Linked DNA regions of Mus musculus: region 2 is linked to region 1. Evidence: chromatin loops called from intact Hi-C (ENCODE). Cell type or tissue: heart. All regions are shown on one strand. Links, peaks and the distances in the headings refer to the core of each region. The heading gives the core; the rest is flanking DNA.

The links. A loop is a pair of places that touch in the nucleus more often than their neighbours do. Peaks named below come from ENCODE experiments on the same cell type or tissue, not always from the same donor. Only the 100,000 strongest peaks of a DNase experiment are listed, where the experiment ranks them.
Region 2: a loop joins it to region 1, with 4 times the contacts of the local background. A loop is called at or near these places in 7 of 42 quality-filtered maps.

What each region holds. Positions count from the first base shown.
Region 1 is chr5:137,471,765-137,483,228 of GRCm38, forward strand. It overlaps Epo (erythropoietin), which reads right to left. Exons shown (of 5, transcript NM_007942.2): 5 at 11,256-11,464. The coding sequence ends at 11,321. It overlaps Gm38725 (a long non-coding RNA gene), which reads left to right and starts at 6,272. Exons shown (of 3, transcript XR_868626.2): 1 at 6,272-6,545; 2 at 7,747-7,882; 3 at 8,100-8,700. It overlaps Gm36056 (a long non-coding RNA gene), which reads left to right and starts at 11,130. Exons shown (of 3, transcript XR_377150.2): 1 at 11,130-11,222; 2 at 11,343-11,420. It overlaps Zan (zonadhesin), which reads right to left and starts at 5,300. Exons shown (of 88, transcript NM_011741.2): 1 at 5,265-5,300; 2 at 4,618-4,825; 3 at 3,800-3,852; 4 at 2,591-2,737; 5 at 2,176-2,447; 6 at 1,759-1,846; 7 at 328-480. The coding sequence starts at 4,688. In heart, for the core only: a CTCF peak has its summit at 9,555 (motif pointing right); DNase peaks (open chromatin) are centred at 9,567 and 10,317; H3K27me3 peaks cover 372 bases.
Region 2 is chr5:137,126,855-137,138,318 of GRCm38, forward strand. Muc3 (mucin 3, intestinal) reads right to left here. Exons shown (of 13, transcript NM_010843.1): 10 at 11,334-11,464; 11 at 11,071-11,168; 12 at 10,203-10,282; 13 at 8,070-8,631. The coding sequence ends at 8,590. Among named protein-coding and RNA genes, the nearest start is that of Trim56, 16 kb to the left of the region's middle. In heart, for the core only: no CTCF peak of the experiment used is centred there; no DNase peak of the experiment used is centred there; H3K27me3 peaks cover 411 bases.

The DNA of each region.
Region 1 (11,464 bases), core at 6,465-11,464:
GCAGGTTTTACACAGCAGTTCTTAACTTTCTGGGCTATTGTACAGGGTGGCTATTCAGTAAGTAATACTGGATGAAGAATGAATGAATGAATGAATGAATGAATGACTACAAGGAAAGACTGTGAGAAGCAAGTGGTACAGGTCTGCTTGGCAGCCATTTTGGCAGTAGAGGGAACTAAAGAATTCTTGACATCATGCTTCTTGCCATGATCCGGAACTGAAGGAAGCATGAGACTGCTGGGTTCCTGGCCTGACCTAGGGATGTCATTGTAGGAGATACACAGGTCACTGGAGCCCAGAGATTGTAGGAATATATACAATACTCACTACCAGGGTTAGAGAAGTCTTCAGCAGGCCCCACACCCTGCTTCCCTGTTGGTCCCTTCTTCTGGGTCCACTTAGCCCCAGTGGCAGTTGGGACCCAGCTCCAGCCGCAGAGATCATTTAGAGTATCAAAGGTGCACATCTGGGACATGCAGACTGAGAGGAGAGAGAAAAAGAGATGGAGCTGGGGGCGTGGCTCAGTGAGAGAGCCCCTCCCTAGAATCCCCCAGGGAGGGGCTGGGGGCGTGGCTCAGTGGTGGAGCCCCTGCCTAGAATCCCTCTATCAAAAGGCTGAAAGTACAGTGTAGCCATAGAGCCCTTATCTAATATCCTCTAATATGGGGCCTAGCAACAACACTCAGCAATAAAGTATTCTCCTAAAACCTACCAATGAAAAACTAGAGCCATTGTTCAGTGGTAGTGCCCTTGTCTAGAATTCTCCAGTGAGAATCTGGGGGTGTGGCTCAGTGATAGAGCATTTGCCCAATGTCTACAAAGCCCTGATTAAACCTCGATATCAAAAGGAAGGGGCTGTGTGATTTCTGTCGCAAGAGGAAGCTTAGGAAAAAAATGCCTCAGCCAGAACTCTGAGGCCCACTCTCAAGGCTGCAGGGTGTGTTAGCAAGCTTTGAGGCCAACCTATATCCTACTGCTCAAGAGTTCTGCTCTTGGTACAAATTACATACCCTGCCCAGTCTATAAACTGGGCATTGTCTCTGTGTAAAGCTGTAAATTAAATGATGTTTGTGGAGCATCTAGCCCATGTTCAGCGAGTCTAAGTTCCTTGTATAGGGCTGGATTTTTCCCTTCCAGCCAGCCTAAAAGGAACACTCTGCATATATCAGAGTAGTAGTGTGGGGTAACCCCTTCGATGACTTTACAGTCAGATTTTCAAGACACCGAAGACTTCTTTTGTTTTAGAGACAGCATGGAATGCAGCCCAGGCTTGCCTCAAAATTGCCATGTGGCCTAGGATAATCTTGAATTTAGGATCCTCCTGCCTCTACGTCCAGAATGTATGCCATCACAAGGGAACCGTGCATGCTGGCCAAGTGCTTTACTAAGATCCATCTCCCAGCCCACCAAGGGTTTATGGACACACACACAGGCTAAGCTAGGCCAGCGTGTGGCCATGGGTCCTGGTCAGTCACTGTAGACTAGATAACCATGTTGAAAGGGGATCTCTTGCATAGTGACTGCTTGAGGAGCCAGGGGTGCAGGATGAAGTAGCACCAAGAAACCAGAAGCTTCAATTCATGAGAAACCAGGGTCCTGCTTGCTGAGCAGTCTCACCCCTAGTTTGGAAAGTTTGACGGGTGTGTGTGTGTGTGTGTGTGTGTGTGTGTGTGAGAGAGAGAGAGAGAGAGAGAGAGAGAGAGAGAGAGAGAGAGCAGTCAGGAGGAGGAGAGGCACTGAAGAGGGTCAGGAACTCACCCTGATTGCAGGTACCCCGCTGGATAGAGAGGCCATCCAAAGAGATGTCCAGGTAGGCGGTGTTTCCTCTCATGCCTTCAAACATCAGCTGCGGAATTAGGGACAAAGAGACCCTGATCCTGTGAGCCACATGACTGGCCTCCTTTCTCTGTGACTGCTGGTTTCCATCCTGAACTCAGATGGCTGGGGCTCCAGGTCCCCTCTTTTTAAAAAGTGCATAAGCGTGGGTCAGAGGACACGTTTTGGGAGTGGGTTCTAGCCTTCTACCACATGGGTCCTGGAGATGATCTCAGGTCACCAGGCTTGATGCAAGAAAACTCCATGATGGCCCTCTGAGCTCCCCCTCGGCCTCCCTTCCTAAGCCACCTCCCTTAGATCCCTTCCTCACCAGACTTTTAGGTCTGCTCTTAACCTCACCCAGCTTGGTATATCATGATCTGCTGGTACAGTGACAGTGGTGGGCATCCAAGAGGGACTCTGGGTGTTCACATGTTTCCAGAGTACATAGGGCCGGAGGTGCTTCCGGCCCCTGAGCAGCAGCAGTCTGAGCTGGGCGCCCCATGACAGCCCGAACATGTGGAAAGCAAAATGGACGCAAAGGGGGCCTTGCTCCCATATGTCAGGGCTACGCAGGCGTGCCACTCCGCCCTGAGGGAAGGTCTTGGGATCCATGTGCAGGTAATACCCCTCTGTGGGGAGACAGAGTGGAAAGGGCTGAGTCTTTGCTGTCCGCAGGAGCCATCCCATCCACCCCCTGCTCAGCTCTGCTTCCAGCAGTCCCCTCCCAACTTTATCCCCTCTCCAAACTTTAGGCTTCCCTCAAACCACTTACCTCCATTGGGGTACCCCCCAGGGGGGCCAGAAGTGCCCGTCAGGGAGGGTCCAGTAGTCCGAATCCAGTCCCCATCATCTGCAGACATTTGAGACCAGTCACAGAAAGGTCTGGAATTGTCTTCAAAGTCACACTTGGAGAGAATGGCTGGGAAGAAAGAGTCTCTGTGAGGCCTCAGAAAGGGCAGAGGGCAAGGGTTAGGTCACAGAGCCACACTGGGAGGTGGGGGTCAGCAGGGTCACTAAGTATGGAGAAGGCTGCCACTAAGAGCTCAGATCCAGAGCAGAGATGTGGGAGACACAGAACTGGGGGGGGAGGGAGGCAAAGCTGGAGAGTAGAGAGAGTAGATGACAAAGTTGGGGAGCACAAACTAAGGTCCAGGCTGATTCAGACAGACAGGCTTTGTCTTGGTAGCAATGTGTTTAGTCGTGGCAGTTACTGTTATCTTGGTGTGTGCATGCATGTGTGTGTGTGTGTGTGCAGATGTGCATGCATGTAGAAGTTAGAGGTCAATATCAGATGTCTTCCTCCATTTCTCTCCACTTTATGTTTTGAGACAGGATTCGCCGATTCAACTATCCTGGCTGGCCAAGGAACCCTAGAGATCCTCCTGTGTGTGCCTCTACAGTGCTGGAACTACAGCACCTACCACTGCAAGCTCTTTACATGGATGCTAGAGATGGAGCTCGGGTCCTTAGGGTCCTTAAGCTTGTGCAGCAAGGAGGCTACTGAGTTATCTCCCAGCACCCCTGCCTCATGTTCTCATGCAGCCCAAGGTGGCCTTGAACTCCACATCCTCCTGCCTCAGCCTCCTGAGAGCTGGGATTACAGGTGTGCACAACAATACCCAAGCCTACTGTTTTGTTATTTTGAGACAATGTGCTCAAAATGCTGCTATGTAACCCTGGCTAACCAGGACCTTGTGATCCTGCTTTGGCTTCCCAGTGCTGGCTTGGCAAGCCTGTGTCATCATATGCAGTGATTGTCATAATTAATTTGAACAGGGATCTTACAGGTGGAGTTAGGCCCAGTTTTCCCACTGTTCCCTCCACCCTTCAGTTCAGGAACTGCCCTTGGCGTATGTATCCCATGTTTATGTGATTGCTGTCCCCTGACTACGAGCCCTGTACTAGGACAGGAGGAGAGTTCACGGTTAGAGCAGGTTGTAAGGAGGGGAAGGAGGCCTGAGCAGGTCTGGTTCCAACTCACAATCCTCCCTCGAAGTGTGCACCATCGGCCCCAGGTCTGGAGAGTTCGGTCTCCTTGGGATTGGTTTGGAGAAAGCAAAGAATGTCACCTTTGTCATTATTCAAATTATCATTAATACTATGATTATGTTGTGTCTTTTTTTTCTTTTAAGACAGGGTCTCATGTAACCCAGGCTAGCCTCAAACGCCCCTAAGTGACCAAGGATGACCTTAATTAAGCTCATGATTCTCCTGCCTCCACCTTCTAAGTACTGGGGTTACAGGAGTTCACCACCGCATCTGGCTTATTTCTTTTAGAGACAGTCTTTTGATGAGTAGCCTAGGCTAGCCTCAAGTGTTCAATCTTCTTGCCTCCCTCACCTTTAGTGCTAGGATTATAAGTTTGCACCACCACACTCAGCTCCCCTCCCCACCTTACAAACTCAATTTAAAAAACCTTCCTCTTCCATCAACTTGGGTCAGAATTTCCTACAATTCAACTGCTACTTGTCCAAAGCCCTGCACCCAAGTTCAAGGAATCAAAAACACCTCTCATTCCTTGCCACCTTCCGTCTTGAACTCTGACCTATCAGCTTTGCCTACTGTGGGGTTTTGGAGGGTGTAAATTTTTTGTCTTTCCCTCCCAGCCTGGAATGTCACCTCAATTTCAGGACCTGGGGATGTGAGGCTCTCCCTGTCCTGGCCAGTAGGCCACCTTCTTTCCAGCCCCACTGACCGTCTCCTTACCTCCCTCCCCAGTCTCCTGACTTCCGTTTTGAGTCAGGGTCAACCTGGTAAACCCCTGACCCATTTATCACTGCTCTCCCCAGTCCAGCTTACCACGCAGGCACTTGTTCCTGGCCCCAGGCAGCCCCCACCAGCAGCATCAGGGTCCAAACTGGCAGAGCCATGAGGGACCTCGGAGGTGGCCCTCAGGTGGAGAAGATTACAATGAGGATCCCAGGCCACTTTATAAACACCTGGCCCTCCTCTCTTGTCACCCTTCTGAGGAGGCCATTAAAAAAAAATCACAGAATTTGAGAAGTCCCTAGGAATATAAAGTTATCAAAGTTGAAGTGGAAAACCCAATAAAAAAGTTATAGACAGAAATAAAAAGGGAGATAGAAACAGATCCAGGAAGTTCTAACATCAAGCAACAAGGAGTTGGATAAGAAACAACAAAGGAAAAGAAGACCGAGAGATAGAGTCTCGCAGAGCCCAGGCTAGCCTCAGATTCATGATGTAGGCAAGGCTAGCCTTGAAATCCCTGAAGCTTCCACCTCCAAATGCTGGGATTATAATCATGATAGCCACTAAGCAAGCACTATCGAGGTCTCCCAGAGCTGAGACACTCGGGTCTCTTAATTAAAAGGTACCTAGTGTGCTGGATTCAGAGACCCACAGAAACGGCTTTGTGAAATTTCAGAATATCAGGGCTGACAGGAAGATGGAAGACCCTTTTAGACAGTGAGGATCAAGTCACATACTAAGGACCGGGGATCCTCATGGCCTCCTCAGTCTCCTCGGTAGCAACCATAGGTTCTAAAGGCAGCAGAACACTAGCTGCAGAATGCTGATGGGAAAATCATTCAAACTTAACATTCTACAACTGAAGACAGTGGCAGATGCTGTTGAGAGTCACATGAATGGCTGGAAATGAGGGACAGAGAATTGAAGGACTTACTTACTCAGAGAGGAAGAAATGCAAGTGGCCAGGAAGCATTGAAAGTGTGTATGTGGAGCCGGGCATGGTGACGCCTTTAATCCCAGCACTCAAGAGGCAGAGGCAGGTGGATTTCTGAGTTCGAGGCCAGCCTGGTCTACAGAGTGAGTTCCAGGACAGCCAGGGCTACACAGAGAAACCCTGTCTCGAAAAACCAAGAAAAGAAAGAAAGAAAGAAAGAAAGAAAGAAAGAAAGAAAGAAAGAAAGAGTGTGTGTGTGTGTCTATGTGCCTATCTGTGTATATGTCTGTGTGTGTCTGTGTGTCTATGTGTGTGTGTGTCTGTGTGTTTATGTGTGTGTATGTGCCTGTCTATGTATATGTCTCTGTGTGTATGTGTCTCTGTTGTGTGTCTCTGTGTGTGTGTGTGTACCTGCCTGTGTGTGTATGTTTATGTGTGTCTGTGCCTGTCTGTATCTGTGTGTGTATGTTTATGTGTGTCTGTGCCTGTCTGTGTCTGTGTGTATGTCTCTGTGTTTGTGTGTCCCTGTGTTTATCTGTGTGTCTGTCTGTGTGTGTGTGTTTGGGTCTGTGTGCATGTAAGTCAGAGGACACCTTTCAGTAATTCTGTCCTTTTACTTCATGGATTCTGAGAATCAAACTGTTAGATTTGGCAGCAAGTTGAGCCATCTTGTCGACCCCTATTTCTCTAAGACAGTCTTATAGCCCAGGTTAGCCTCCAATTGTGACTGGCATGCCACCATGCCAGTTTATGTGGTATTGAGAATCAAACCCTAGGTATCATACTAGGCAAGCTCCTCACCAACTGAGCCACATCCCCAGTCTTTTCTTTTGTTTTTTCAGACAGGGTCTGTGTAATCCAGGCCGGACCTCGTTGTCTAGTCCCAAGCCACCTTCAAACTCGTGGCAGTTCTCCCATCTCAGCCTCTCAAGTGCTGCAGTCCCAGCTATTCAGCAGACTGAGGCAAGAAGATTGCAAGTTCAAAGGCAACCTGGGCAACTTATTGAAACCTTGTCATGAAAGAAAACATTAAAGGAAACATGAGTGTGGAATTTAGCCAGTGGGGAGTACACAGCTAGTGCGGGTAAGATTCAGCGATCCTATCTGGGCACCACACATGCTCGCAGATGCACATAGGGGCACACACCTTAAAGATTTATTTATGTGCAGTATGTGTCCAGGCGAGTGGAGGTGTTCAGAGAGGCCAGAGAAGGCCATCAGATCCCCAGGAACTGGAGTTATAGGTGACTATGAGCTGTTCACCTGGGCACCGGGGACAAAACCTAGTCCTCTGCAAGAGTAGCAAGTACTTTGAACCACCAAACCATCTCTCCAGTCCCCTGTAGTTTTTTAGTATTTTGTTAAAATTAATTTTCAAATTAAAAAACACCTAGACTACATATTATGTCTATAACATAGTGACTACATATATATATAGTCACAATTATACCAAATATACATGACTATATGTATATGTGACATACGCAGTGTGTGTGTATGTGTGTGCCTCTGATTTGTCCGGAGCTCTCCTAGTAGTCTGGGCTAGTAGTAGCCAGTAAGCCCAGGGACCCACCCATCTCCTTCCCTTCTTGTCATCGCTGGGATTACAGGCACACACCTCCACATTCATCTTTTTACATGGTTCTAGACATGCAAACCCGGGCCCTCATGTTTACCAGGAAAGCATTCTGCTGGCTGATCTGTTCCAGCAGGACTTCTTTTTGCTGTCTCAGAGGAAGCTCTAGAGTCCATGTTTGTCTTAGTCCAGGGTTTTAAAAAGGAACAGAACTAGAGCCGGGCGTGGTGGCGCACGCCTTTAATCCCAGCACTCGGGAGGCAGGGGCAGGCGGATTTCTGAGTTCGAGGCCAGCCTGGCCCACAAAGTGAGTTCCAGGACAGCCAGGGCTATACAGAGAAACCCTGTCTCGAAAAACCAAAAAAAAAAAAAAAAAAAAAAAAAAAAAAAAAAAAAAAAGGAACAGAACTGCTAGAATGAATATATACATACATATATACACATATACATACATACACACATATGCATACATATACATAAACACACATATACATATACACATATACATATATACATGCATATATAATAACAAAATACATTCATATATATGTGTATGTATATATGTATATATATGTATGTATGTATATATATGTGTGTGTGTATATATATATATGTACATGTATATATATATGTGTATATATATATATATGTGTGTATATATATATATATATATAATCCAGGTAACCTGGCACTGGCTGTCTCATTTCAGAAATCTTTCTGGAATAAGCATCCAACACTGAGAGTGGAGGAGAGAAGATGTCACCAGTGGACTGAAACCAGGACAGGTCCTGAAAGGCTTTGATCCTGGGCCATTTATATTCTCATCATTTTTCTAAAACCACCAGGTGGGTCAAGGAAGTGAGATTTTATAGAAGCATATGCGGCTATTTGTCAGCAGGTTGTTAAGGGCAACAACCCATTGTTTCAGCTGTTCCTCCAGGTCATTCTGCTCTGTAGCAAGTGAAGTCACTCTTGGCAAATAGGCAGTGCTTTAAGTAAATCACTAAATAATCATAAGTCAGTATCCGATAATTGCTCTTTTCTACCTAATTCTACTTTCAGTCTCACACTAGAGAGACCAAGAACCTAGCAATCATCCGGTGCACGAGGATGCTGTCTCAGTGACCCTGATCTGGCACCAGAGGCCTGGCCTTCAGTCCATGTTGGAATCCCAAGGAAGATGGTTCTAACATTGGTGAAGGATTGCCGCAGCAACAGAAATGCAGGCTGACCAGCAAGAGTGAGAGCATGCAGGCAAAAAAGCAGTTTTCTTCTCCATGTCCTATTCTGTGTCAGAGGGTGACACTCAAGCCAGGCAGTGGTGGCGCATGCCTTTTATCCCAGTGCTTGGGAGGCAGAGGCAGGTGGATCTATGGGAGTTGAGGCCAGCCTGGTCTACAGAGGGAGTTCCAGGACAGCCAGGGCTACACAGAGAAACCCTGTCTCAAAACAAAACAAAACCCTAAACAAATAAACAAAGAAAAAAAGAACAAAGACACAAAGAAAGGGAAAAAAGAGAGAGCAAGCGGGGCACCAGCAGCCTCTGCTCCCTGACTGTGGATGCCATGGGACCAGCGACCACAAGCTCCTGATGTCCTGCCTTCCCCGCCATGACAGACTGTGTTCCCAGAAGTGTGAGCTAAAATAAAGCCTCCGTCCTCTGAGTTGCCTCTTGTCTGTGTTTGGTTATAGCGATGAGAGATGTGGACAGGATGTTGGCTGATGAATGTTAAGCTCATGGTCAGATGCCAACTGGTTTTCAGTGCGTTTTCTTGCTCTGAAAAGCAAGACAAAAGCCTGGCATGTTAGCGCGTGCCTTTAATCCCAGCACTCAGGAAGCAGAGGAGGGCAAATCTCTGTGAGTTCAAGGTAAGCCTGGCCTACAGAGTGAGTTCCAAGACAGCCAGCGCTACACAGAGATGTCTTGTTTCGAAAAATAAGAACAAACAAAGCAACAAATGGTTAAAAGTGCTTGCTGCTCTTAAGGACAAGCAGAGGTCAGTTCCCAGTACCCACATGGGTGGCTCACAACTGCTCATAAATCCAGTTTTAGGGAATCAGACACCCTCTTCTCTCTCTCTCTCTCTCTCTCTCTCTCTCTCTCTCTCTCTCTCTCTCACACACACACACACACACACTAAAAATAAAATAAAATAAATCTTTTTAAGAAAAAAATTTCAAAACTAAGCCAGATATAATGGTCCAGGCCTGTACTCCCAGCACCTGAGGCAGGAAAATTCTAAGTTCCAGGCCTGCCTGGGCAATTTAGCCTCTGTCTCAAAAAAACACAGACAAACAACAAAACAAGCCTCCCTCTCAAGTTACAATAGACTTGATATAGAATTAATATTCCAGCTCCAACAGCCCAAAAAAGATACCTCAACCTTGCTCTTTCATAGCAACAGGGGTGGCAATGGGATGTCTGTTGTGGAAGTCAAAAAAAAAAAAAAAAAAAAAAAAAAAAATCACTGAAGGGAAGGATCCCAGAGGAAGGAGATTGCTGGCAAAGTTCCCTAACAGTTCCCAACTGCACCTCAAGAGGGCACTGTAGTCCAGGAACTAAGTTCACCTCCCCCAAAATTCTTTTGAGTCCTCCCCTTTGCTGCCTCCTCCCACCTGAATTATAGACACACACACACACACACACACACACACACACACACACACACACACACTCACTCCCAGCAAATTCCCTCCAGCCCCCAACTCCTTCAACCTACATGTAATTTTTCCTGCAGTGGACTTTGAAGGCTTTCCGGCTGGATTCTAAATGTCTTGTTTTGGGAACAGAATGAATGACAGCCACATAGAATAAAAGCCAGGATTGGGGTCCTGGTACTCTGTGCACCATCTTTGACTGGTCGGCTGTGTGGGTCTCTCTCCTAAGCATGCTTTCCCACATGAAGCACTATGGGAAAGGAATCCAAGGAACGACTTGGAGTCACCCGTGTCCCCTGCTGCCATACTTAGCACTTCTCAGTCTATTGACTCTGTCTAGTGGCAAGGAGAAATTCCCAGAGTGATACCCATCGGGACACAAAAGATAGATGGACTCACAAGGGGTTTATGTCCTGAGGTAAGTGACTACGGACATAATGATCCATTAACCAGGGTCGCCCATTGCCACCAACCCCTAAAGGGGAACCCCTCTGTACTGGCTCCTGTTTCCTCAACGGTGGCCCCAGCTCACTCAGCACTTGTCCTAGCGGGTTGGCAGCTGCCCACTGAGAGACAGCCTTGAATGGAGCCTGCTTATTGACTAGCGTGGGCAGGCATTGTGGCCTCAAGCCCAGAGGGGTCAAGAGGTCAGCCGGGCCATGCGAGGCAGCACGTAGGGCCCAACCCCCTCCACCTCTGGTTTCCCAGATCTGATGCCTTGCGACCAGATGGGGTGAGGTACAGCTAGGAGAGTTGTGTGGTGTGTACAGTCATGAAGAGAGACAAGCCAGGAGTCTGGTTGGTGATTTCAGCTGTTGCCAGTGGTATTTTTAAAAGACACAAAATGTCAAACCCTTTCCCTCCCATGAACGCTGAGAGTCAGCGGCCATTCTGTCTATGGCTCCTTGACCCTCTGTTGTCCAGTGCAGGGCTCGTGCTGTCTGGGGAAACCCCCATGAGATCTAAAGAATTCACGTCTTGCCCCCTAAATTCTCCAGGTCCTGTATTCTTCATAGATCCCACAAAGATTGGACCCCAAAGCTTGTCCTGTGGGGGGTGGGGAGAGGGGACTGGTTACAGTTCTGGCAGGGCACTAGTTGAGTTTGGACATCTCTGTCCCTGAGGTCTAAGTCGGTCTCTGGGAGCTGAGGACATAGTTCAGTTAATAGAGTGCTTGCCTAGCATGCAGGAAGCCCCAGCTTCCATCTCTAACACCCCATAAACGGGGACAGGGTGCCTGTAATCTCAGCACTTGAGAACCAGAAGCGGAAAGATCAGGAATTCAATGCTGTCCTTTAACTACACAGCGAGTTCCAGGCCAGCCTGGGCTATGTGAGACCTTCCTGTTTCAAAAAAAAAAAAAAAAACCTAAACAAATCCGAGCTGATTCTGAGGCTCTTCTTCTCTGGGGCCTCGGGCTTGTCCAGCGACATCTTTAGATTTCAGAATGGAGCTCTGGGAAGTTCTTCTGGCCCCGAGGATGTCACTGCTGGTGCTGGAGTGTCCATGGGACAGACTGGTAAGAAGGTAATGACCCGTTTGATGAGGGTTGGGAGTGGTGGAGGGTTGGCATGACACAGTGACGGGGAGCAAGTTCGTCGGTCCACCACGGTGGCAGCAGCATGTCACCTGTCCCCTCTCCTGCAGACCTCTCCCGTGTACAGCTTCAGTTTCCCCCGGAGGAAGTTGGCGTAGACCCGGAAGAGCTTGCAGAAAGTATCCACTGTGAGTGTTCGGAGTGGAGCAGGTGGGGTGGTATCTGGAGGCGA
Region 2 (11,464 bases), core at 3,671-8,670, 350 kb before region 1:
TGAGGGGTAACCCTGGGGTTGCCCTTTGACCTCCACACACATTTACCATGGCATGCACACGTCACGTGCTCACACATACACGAACATGGACATGCACATCACCACATACAAAGGTTGAGTGTTAGCCGGGCAGTGGTGATGCACGACTTTAATCCCAGCACTTGGGAGGCAGAGGCAGATGGATTTCTGAGTTTGAGGCCAGCCTGGTCTACAGAGAGAGTTCCAGGATAGCCAGGGCGACACAGAGAAACCCTGTCTCGAAAAACCAAAAACCAACCAACCAACAAACAAAAAACAAAAACAAAACAAAACAAAAAATCAAAGGTTAAGTGTTGTGATTATAAAAAAATAAAGATTATGTTCTATGGGGGTGTGGTGAGGTGTGGGGGAAGGGGCCCATGCCAAGGCATCCCTTCCCCCTGAGGGACCAGCCACACAACCTGGGTATGGGGAGGGGAGATAAGAGAGTAGTAGAGGCAGAGTAAAGGGAGAGAGAGAGAGGAGAGGAGAGGAGAGGAGAGGAGAGGAGAGGAGAGGAGAGGAGAGGAGAGGAGAGGAGAGGAGAGGAGAGGAGAGGAGAGGAGAGGAGAGGAGAGGAGAAGTAGAGGCCGGCCATAACCACGTGGAGAGAAGGGGGAAGGAAAGGGGGAGAGAGGGAGAGCAAGGGCTCAAGAGAGAGAGAGAGAGACAGAATAAGAGAGAGGAGGAGGCAAGCAGCCCCCTTTATAGTGAGCCAGGCCTACCTAGCTGTTACCAGGTAACTGTGGGGGTAGAATCCAGACAGAATACCAATGAGTGAATAAGTAAAGAGGTGACTGAGATCAGTGTGTGTGTGTGTGTGTGTGTGTGTGTGAGTGTGTGTGTGTGTGCCACACAGGTGGAGGCCATAGGTCAACCTTGGGTCCTGTTGTGGTAAATATTCAACCCAAATATGCCCCAGCAACATGAAAACAGAGCTCAATTAACATGAATCCATGCTGTGTGTCTAGATTGGGCAGATCTACCCATACACTACCAGTTTCTCAGGACAGCACGGCCTTGGGTTTAGCTTTATTATCTGTTTTGGCCTCTATTAGCTTTGTCTTAGTTTTGTTTTGTTTGTCCTCCCCACCCCCCAGTTGCTGTGATATACCCTGCTGAAAGTAAGTCAAGGAAGAAAGGATTAATTTTGGGTGACAGTTCCAGGGGGCACTTCATCATGGGGAGGAATCCATGGTGGCTTGAAGCTGCTGGCCACACCCCATGCACAGTTGGGAAGCAGAGAGCAATGCTCAGCTCCTTTTGTCTGGCATCCTAGCCAGGGGAATGGTGCCGCCCATATGGGCAGGTCTTTCCACTCAATTAATGTAATCACCCATGGGCATGTCTAGAGGCCTGTCTCTCAGGTGATTCTAGATTCTGTCCAGTTGACAATCTATGCTAACCATCAAAGACCTGGAGCCCTCAGTTTCTGCTAAGCTGGGTGGCCAGCCAGCCCCAGGGACCTGCCTGACTCCCCAGTACCCCCCCACAGTCTCATCAAAGCAAATGTCACACCCCTCCACATGTTTTCTTTCAAGGTCCCTAGAAATGGGACTCCACCCAAAGCCTGCTACATAGACATCTCATCATCTTCCCCTTCCAGAATCGTCCTGTCTAGAATGTAACTCCGTTCCACTTCCTCCAGGAAGCCCTCTGGGATATAGCCATTCACAAACAAATCTCTCTTACCCAACTCTCCGGGGGTTCTTATGCGACTTCGAACATTTCACTCATCTTTTTCTCTTTCCTGTCTGGGCCTGTGAGTAGGGTCTTCCATCCCTGGCTGCTTCTGTCCTCGCCCCCGCACCCTCGCCTTGTGCACAGAAGATGCACGTCTGGCTTGTTAAGCCAGCACCTCTGTTTAATTGAATCACTGCTTCCCTCTCTAGAGTTCTCTGCTTTCCTCGTGAGCAAGGCCAGGCCTCCCGCATCCTTCCTCTGGAAGGAAACAAAGCAAAAGGCATTGCCAACGGGGCTTCTTTCTCCATCCCAGGAGACCCGGGTTTTGTAAATCCAGCTTCTTTGCCATCTCTGGTTCTTTTCCGGTCACACTCTGTAAAGACTTAAGGACTGGGGAGGACAGAAGTCCAAAATTAAGCCAGGGGTTCAGAGTTTATCATGTAATAAATAAACTCCGAGGAATGCCAGTGCCCTACATCCAGAGTCTGCGGAGATGGGGGACAGCTGGGGAAAGGTGTCAGGTCTCTGAGTCCATTAACAACGTGGCTTTTAGGCCCCCTGGGGACTCCCGCATAACCCAGGAGGGTGATGTGCCTCTGTAGATGGAGTTTAAGTGACACCCCCAGGTGGGGCAGGTCTGATTCATCTGTGATGATACAGCAGGTGGGGGCAGGGCGGCAGCTACCTAGTTTGAGCAGCCAGACAGGAGGCTAGTCTCACAGGGGAGCCCCACAGTGAAGGAAATTTACAGCCTGTGTTGGAGCCAGAGAAAGTGGAATTGAACTTGGGCGATAATCAGTCTGATTAGGTTTGGCCTCCTGGAGGGAGCCAGAGGGAGGGAGGGAAGCAGAGCCAAGGAGAACAGGGGGGTTGGGAAGCCAGGCTAGCCAGCTAGCGTGGAGGTGCAAGCCCTAGAGGTGTCTTGAGGTCAAGAGCAACTGGAGGGCTGGGAGCAACGAGTGGTGGTGATGGGGTGGGGGCACTTAGCTATAGCCTGCAGTCGAAGCACTTGGGAGAATGAAGCAGGAGCTTTAGTTAAAAGGCTCTAGGCCAGCCTGGGCTGCACAGCGCCAAGCTCTGTGCCAGCTGCCCCACCCCCATCACCATCCCAAGAACAAGAAAAAAAAACAGTGGGGGAAATTGTGTGGATGAGTGAACCCCAATGTACAGAAAGTGAGTGAGTGAGGTTACCAGGCTGGGCGTACCTGGGCTCAGGTTACCACCACGATGAGGAAGCTGGGGGGGGGGGGGGAGGCTGGAGTGCCCATGACCTCACCTCCCTGTGTTGGCTTACAAGGCAGGTGCTGGCATGATGAAAGGCTCAGATCCTTCACTGGAGCAGGGTGTGATGGTGCAGGCCTGCTAAGACCCTACTTGGAGATTGAAGGCAAGATGATGGAAGAAAGTTCAAGGCCAGCCTGGGCTACATAGGGAGTTCGAGGCCAGCCTGGAACTGGCCTTATACTTAGTGAGACCTTGTCTCAAAAAGCAAAAGGAAGGCCACCAGGGGTGTTTTTCAGTGGTAGAGCCCCTGCCTAGAATCCCCCAGGGAGGGGCTGGGGGCATGGCTCAGTGGTTAGAGTACTAAACATGGGTGAGACTCTAGTTTCAACCCTCAGTTTAGGGAGAAAAAAAAAAAAACCAAACCACCTTCATAAACAGTCCCCACCACATCTTGCTGGCCATCTTTGGTGGCCTCGGCTTGTAGACTCATCACCTTCCTCATCCCATCTCCCTGTGTTACCTGGCATTCCCTTATCATGTGTGTCTTTGTGTGCAAACATCCCCTCTTGGTAAGAATAACTTTCAGCTAGGGTCCGCCCTCTTTTAGTGTGAGCCTGTTTGCTGTCACTGCTGTTTAAATCTTGGAGAAAGGACTTACTATGATGCCCTGGCTGTTGTTGACCTTCTGACCATCTTTCCTCCACCTGCCAGTCCCCTCAGACTGTCACTTTAGCACTCTGGGCACACCACTGGTCTGTGCCTCGGTTGCCCTCATTTATGATATGACGGTCGCTCTGTTTTTCACATTTGGCTAATTAATGGTTAACTATTGTGTGCATGTCTTTGAGCGTGTGTAGAGCTCAAGCTTGAGCATACAGGAGTCTGGGATTCTTTGCTGCTGTGGTGTAGGTCTCAGCAAGCTTGGGTTGTCAGGTTTGGCAGCATGTGAGTCATCCTTCAGGTCCTGGTCACTCCTTTTTTTACAAGTGTGACATCAGGGTTCAGGAGAAGCGACCTTCCCAGATTTACCCAGGTGGCCAGTGGCTGCTGAGTGTGGGAGCCGGCCAGTGTCTGCGTGGCTGGGTGGATGAGAGCAGACAGGGAAAGCTGTCGGCATGGATCGTGGGAGGTAGAGTTGAGAGCCCAGTGAAAGTCCGTCTCTTGGTGTGGTGGTGCACGCCTGTAATCCCAGCACTCAGAAGGCAGAGGCAGGAAGATCAGAAGTTCAGGGTTATCCTCAGCAACATCTCAAGTGGAAGAGCAGCCTGGTCTACAAGAGACCCTGTTTCAGATGAAAAGAAAAAGAGGGGAAAGGTCTTCCTCCCGTTTCGTGGATGAGCAGGTTCATGAGAGAGAATTCCTTCTTTTTTTAAATTAAAAATTTACTTGTTTTATTCATGTGCACGTGTGCATGTACATGTGTGCATTCACACGTGTGTATGTGCGTATATGTGTGTGCACATGTGTGTGTGCATGTGTGTATGTGCATGTGTGTATGCATGTGTGTGCATGCATGATGCATGTGTGTATGTGGGTGTGTATGCATGTGTGTGTGTGCTCACGTGCATGAATGCTCCAAGGCTTTCTTGCCTTGACAAGTAAGGTCAAAGAAAACTGCCAGGAATTGGTTCCCTCCTACCCTGTGTGCCCCAATAAACAAACTCAAGTCGTCAGGCTTGGTAGCTTGTGCCTTTAACCAATGATCCATCTTGCCAGGCCCCTGAGAAGCAGCTCTTAACGTGAAGACATCTAGATTCAACACACTGAGGGTTTTGAGAATAAATGCAAAAATGAACCAAGTGTAGGCTGCAGATTTTCTAAGGGAAATGGCTAAGAAACTGACCAATGCCTGCAGATGCTCAGCGTTCACACGAGGGGGCAGCAGAGTCCAGGTTCTGTCTTAGATTAGACTCTAAAGTGCCTTGGAGTAGGAGGCCTTCTAAGGGCAAAATGGACACTCAGTCTAGAGGCCAGAAGAATAGAAAATGAATGTTGGGCCATGCCTTTAATTCCAGCACTCAGGAGGCAGGTGGATCTCTATAAGTCAGAGGCCAGCCTGATTTACACAGCAAGTTCTTGGCTGGCCAGTGCTACATAGTGACACACTGTCTCAAATAAATAAATAAATAAATAAACAAACAAATGAACTGGAGAGATGTCAGCAGTTAAGAGCACTGGCTGTTCTTCCAGAGGACCTGGGTTCAATTCCCAGTATCCACAGGTCAACTCACAACTGTCTGTAACTTCCCTTCCAGGAGATCTGACTCCTTCATACATGCAGGCAAAACACCAATGCATATAAAATATAAACAAACAAACAAGCAAACAAACAACCCAGAATCATCTCCAAGGATTGGAGGGAGGGCTCACTGGGTAAAGTACTTGCTATACAAGTGTAAAGACCTGAGTTAGAACCCACAGAATCACATATAGATGAACCAGTAGCACACATTTGAACTTCCAGTGTTCCTATGTTGAGATGGGAACCAGAGCCTGGAAGTTGGTGGCTCAGCCGGTCTGGCACAGGCAGCAGTGAACAGGAAGACATCTCCGCCAAGATGAGAGGGAAATTGGAGGACATTAGAGGTTATTCTCATGTTCTCCGTGGCACACATTCCCCCACACAAACCTATACATGCACACATTACAAAGCTAAAAAGAATCAAATTTAAAACGTATGCCTCACAAGTCAGTGAGAATATCTCAGCAGATAAAGGTGCTTGCTGCCAAGCCTGACTACCTGAGTTCAGTGCTCCAGACTCACACATTATAAAGAGAACCAACTCCCACAAGTTGTTTTCTGACCATGCGTGTGGTAGCACACACCTGTGTGAGCCCCTCTGAGCACACACAAACACATGTGAGAATAAAACATCTGCAAAATGTTCAGACTTGTAGCAGAGTAGTAGACCTGAGGAATGACCTGGTTCTTGTTAGGCAGAAGGTCAGACTGGATCCAAGTGGTCACATGATTCCCCACAGTGGGGAGGAGAGAGCTGGAAATATAGGAGTCCCATCTCTTAGGAGCTCTCCGAAGAAACATGAGCTTTGTCCGAGGGAAAGTATAGAACTTGGGTTATTTTTTAAATGTACTATTATTTTGCGTATGTAGAGTGTGTATGCTCATGTGTGCATGTGGAGTGTATATTCATGTGTGTGTGTGTGTGCTCATGTATATATGCAGTGTGTGCTCATGTGTGTATGCAGAGTGTGTGTGCGTGCTCATGTGTGTATGCAGAGTGTCTGTGTGCTCATATGTGCATGTGGAGTGTGTGTGCTACATGTGTGTATGCAGAGTGTATGTGCTCATGTGAGTATGTGAAGTGTGTATGCACATGTGTGTGTATGTGGAGTGTATGTGATCATGTGTGTATGCAGTGTGTGGAGTGTGTGTGTGCTCATGTGTGCATGTGGAGTGTGTATGCATGTGTTTGTGTGTATGTGGAGTGTAGGTATCTGTGCTCATGTATGTGGAGTGTGTATGCATGTGTGTGTTCTCATGTGTGTATGCGGAGTATGTGTGTGTTTGCACACGCATACATGGAGACCAGAGGAGAAAGTCAGGTGACTTGTTCCATTGCTCATTCCTTCAGATGGGGCCCTGGATCTGCAGCTAGGCTGGGAGCTGGGATTCCAGACAATGTGGGTAACCATGTGCAGCTTTTTTATTTTTTTAAATGTTTATTTTCTGAGACAGAGTCAAATCGTATGGCTCTCTACTGGTCGGTTTTCTGTGTCAATGTGATATAAGCTAGAGTCATCAGAGAGAAAGGAGCCTCAGTTGAGGAAATGCCTCTGTGAGATCCAGCTGTAAGGCATTTTCTCAGTTAGTGATAAATGGGGGTGGTGCAATACCTGGGCTGGTGGTACTGGGTTCTGTAAGAGAACAGGCTGAGCAAGCCATGGAGAGCAATACAGTAAGCAACATCCTTCCATGGCCTCTGCATAAATTCTGGTCTCCAGGTTCCTGTCCTGCTTGAGTACCTGTCCTGACTTCCTCCAATGAAGTGATCTGGAAGTATAAGCTGAGTGAATCCTTTCCTTCCCAGCTTGCTTTTTGGTCATAGTGTTTTAGTAGTAGCAGTAGAAATCCTAACTAAGACAGGCTCTGACTGGCTGGAACTCACTCTGTAGACCAGGCTGGCCTTGAATCACAGAGACATGCCTGCCTCTGTCTCCCGAGTGCTAGGACTAAAGGTTTGAGGCATCAAACCTGGCAATCACAGCTTCTTAAAGCATTTAGTACACTTTAATTATGTATTTTGTGTGAGTATATGTATGGACGTGTGCACACACATGTGTCACAGTGCACATGTGAGGATCAGAGGTCAGTGTGTGGGGGTTGATTCCCTCCTATCAGGTCTGCTTTGACAGGAAGTACCTTTAGTCACTGAGCTATCTTGCCAGTTCTCCTCTTTTGCTTAACTTGGCTTCTGGATTTCAACTCAGGTCTTCATGCTTGCCCAAAAAGCCATCTCTCCAGACCCCAGAGAGCTTGACCCTCTTCCTGCCTCAGGTGTGTGAATAGGTGTGGTCCTGCCTCATGTCATCCCCCAGAGATCAGCAAGTGATGCTTGGGAATGTTGGGGGTGAAGACGTTCCCTCTCATGGTGTTGAGGGTTGAATTGCATCCTGGAGGGAAGAGGAGGTCCAGGACCCTGTATAGTGTGGCAAGTGGAGAAAGTTCTAGAGTCTGTAAAACTTGAAACCAGTTTGACATGGTTACTTTTAGCTATTATAATCATATATGAGGGGAGAGGGTCAGAGAGGCTATTAAGAGTGTGACCGTTCTTTTTAAGCCCTCACCTTTCTTACTCTCTAGCCCTCCTTCTCCCCCCCTCCACATGGCCATGGCCAGTCTCTCTCTACCTTCTGTCTTTCTCCCTGCCTTTCTACAATAAATCTCTAAAACCATTTTTTTTTTTAAAAAGAGTGTGATTGCTCTTACAAAGGAATTTGACTTCACTTCCCAGCACTAGAAAAAAAGACAATAATAGCCTGTTACTACAGTCCTGAGGCTCTGATGCCCTCTTCTGGATATCATGGGCAATTGCATGCATGTGCACACACACACACACACACACACACACACACACACACACACAGATATGCACACACAAGCATAATTAAAAACAAAATAAGTATTAAAAATAAGCATATAATTGTATTTACATTGAATGCAATAAAATAAAAGCTTTAATCATACCCAGTCTTAAAAAGAAATTTAAAACTAAGCATGCCCTTGTAAAGACAGATGGTCTATGTTAAAAACAGTGCTTGCCATGGAGATGGGAGGTAATCTTTCTTAGAAGCGTGCTTTGCTGATGGTAAAATGCAACCCAAAGTTAAAACAACCGACGATGGCAGCGGGCCAGGCACTGTCCTTGGTGCTGATTGCCGGACCACGGGTAGGAGACATCTCTGGGCATGGGATTCTGGGAGGTTTCGCCTACCATCGTAACATGACCACTGCAGTTTCCATACTGTCGGCGCTTCCAGCATCATCTCTCTGGTACCCATTCTAGGTAACTGCAGGGTCTATTTCCCAGTAAGTCTCTATGCGGAATTCTCAATGTAGGGTGTGTTCCACCACGCTTGGCTAAACACGCTTCTCCTCAGTCCTCAGGTCCACAGATCCATGCAAAACCGCTTTTGTGTTAGTGTTTACAACGATGTCATGACTACCTGGGGCCTCTGAATCTGGATCTGAAAAGAGAAACAGAAACAGATAAGGGCTGAACACAGGAGAAATCTAGTTTGCAAATCATGTAAGACTCGAGTCTATAGAAGACTCAGCTGGAACTTTTAAAAAAAGTTTTTCTTTCTTTCTTTCTCTCTCTCTCTCTCTCTCTCTCTCTCTCTCTCTCTCTCTCTCTCTCTCTCTCTTTCTTTCTTTCTTTCTTTCTTCCTTCCTTCCTTCCTTCCTCCTTCCTTCCTTCTTCCTTCCTTCTTTCTTCCTTCCTTCCTTTCTCTTTGTCTCTGTCTCTCTCTCCCTTTCTTTCTCTTTTTTCTTTTGAGACAGAGTGTCACTATATATCCCTGGATAGCTTGGATCTTACTCTGTAGACCAGGTTGGCCTTGAACTCACAGAGATCCACCTGCCTCTGTCTCCTGAGTGCTGAAGTTAAAGATGTGTGTTACCATGTTGGATCTATATTTGATTTCTTGTGTGTGTGTATGTGTGCATCCAGGAACGACATATGGGAAACAGTTTCCTCTTTCACGTGGATCCTGGGAGTTGAACTGAAGTCACCAGGCTTGTTGGCAAGCATCTTTCCTCACCAAACTGTCTTGCCTGCCCTGGAATCTTGTTTTTTAGAGTCTAGTACAAGCAGGTTGTAGTCTCTCTTCCCGGCAAGGTGGGTAGATCTTATCTTTACCCCAAGGCTTCTCCTGTCTTAAAATATTCCACATATTTGAAATGAAATGTTTGGAGACAGAGTCTCATGTAGCCCGGGCTGGCCTTAAACTCATGCCATGGCAAAGGAAGACCATGAATTTCTGATCTACTTGCTTCTACCTCATCAGTACTGGGAGTACTGGGGTGACAAGGCTGTACCAGCAGCTTCTGAAAAGGCAGGATGGAGACCAGGGTTTTGTGTGTGGCAGGCACGCACTTTACCAACTGAGCCCCATGCCCAGCAGTAAACTATATTTTAAATGTTATAATGACTTGCTGATATATACCCATAACCCCAGCACTCAAGAGGTTGGGGCAGGAGGAGCATAAATTTGATGCCGGCTTGGGCTCCACAGTAAGACCCTGTTCCCAAAAAACTTTTAAATTCTTTTTAAAAACAATTTATTTATTTTATGTGTATGAGTGTTTGCCTACATGTATGTAAATGTGTCCTGTGCATGCTGGTGCTTATGGGCATCATATCCCCTAGTGACATGTTCCCTGGGACTGCAGTTGGATGGTTGTGAACCATGATGTGGGTGCTGGGAACCAAACACAGTCCCTATAAGATCAACAAGCATGCCTCACCACTAAGCCTTCTCCAGCCTCTCCCCCACACAAGGGACTTTTAAATCACTAGGGCATCAAGGACATACCTAAAGCCCAGAAAGAAACAGAGTCTGAAGCCAGGGGAAGTACTGAGTTCCTCTCCCCCGCCTCTTGCCCTTCTGAGTAAAAGCGCTGAAGTGTGTTCCAGAGACCACTGCCTGGGCCAGCACACAAGGGCTTTGCTTGCCTGAGGATTCTACCAGGTAGAAGGAGCAATGGAGGGCTCAGGGCACAGGAGGGGTGGGTGGCTCCTCCAGGTTGTTCTTACCTTTCTTTCTGGGTTTATGTGGTTTAGGGAAGGCTGGAAGGTGTTGTACACAGAGTCCAGGGGCATGTAGTTTTCTCGTTCTGAGGGAGGAAGGAGCAGAAGGTATTAGGAAGATATGCTCATCCTTCCTTCGAGCCCCACTGATGGGAAGGGGCTCATCCCACAGCCATGAAACGAAAACCAACGGGAATGTGGCAGACTGCATAAATCAGTTGCGGTCAACGTGAGTTACGTAGAGAAGCTGTGTCTCAGAAAGTCCGGAGACACAGCGGGGTTGAACTTTAGGAGTCCACTTCCTCCAGCCTCCAGAGTGCTGCAATTAAAGCCAGGCTTTCTTTTTTTCCTTTTGGAGACAGGGTCTCTTGCATCCCAGGCTGACCACAAATTCACTATATAGCCAAGCGTGTCTTTGTCTGCTGGGACTACACAGCTACACTACCACATCTGATTTATGTAGTACTGGAGGTCAAACTCCACCCATGCTCAGCCAGCACTCTACCCACTGACTCAGCCCCTCAGCCCTGTTCTTAGAAATGATAAGGCTTGCATTTAACAATACGTAATGTTAACCTCTTTTCTGAGATGTAAGTCACTTCTTGATGAGGAAGCTCACTCCTGGGACCTCATCTATGCCCCCAAAGGAATAGCATTATGCTCTAGAGAAAACTACACCATTAGTCGGCTCCGTGCCTCCCGTAGGGTGTTGCATACAGTTCACATGTTTTATTTGACCCAGGTTCCAGGTAAGCCTTTGAATGTGGACTAAGTGTTCAGAGATGGGAAATGATCACAGGACCTTTTCCAGGTCTCCTGCCTTCCACCCTTCCTATTATTCTGAGTGTGAACTCCACAGAGATGGTCAATATACCTTCATTGTGGTCAAAACCAAAGTTGTGGAAGGTTCCGGGAGATGCTCTGCCTTCCTCTTCACCCCACTTGTACATCTCAGACACTCTGGACCGTTGCCTATTGGGAGAAAGCGCCACGGAACTCAGTTATGATCAGAGACGAGAGACAAGAACCCAAGGTGAGCTACACCTCTGCTTCCAGCAGTGCGCAGTCCACCGAGGGCGAGAACGTAGAAGGGTGGGCGGGGTAGGAAGGCGAAGGAAGAGTGCGCATGCGCCTTACCTTTGCGCATCTTTTCTGAAGCGGATGGAGAACACGAGGAGGATCACGAGGATCACCAACAGCACTGCCACGCCGGCTCCCCCAAGTCCATACACCAGGCTTTTCTGGATGCCCCAGTCGCAGTTTTCCCC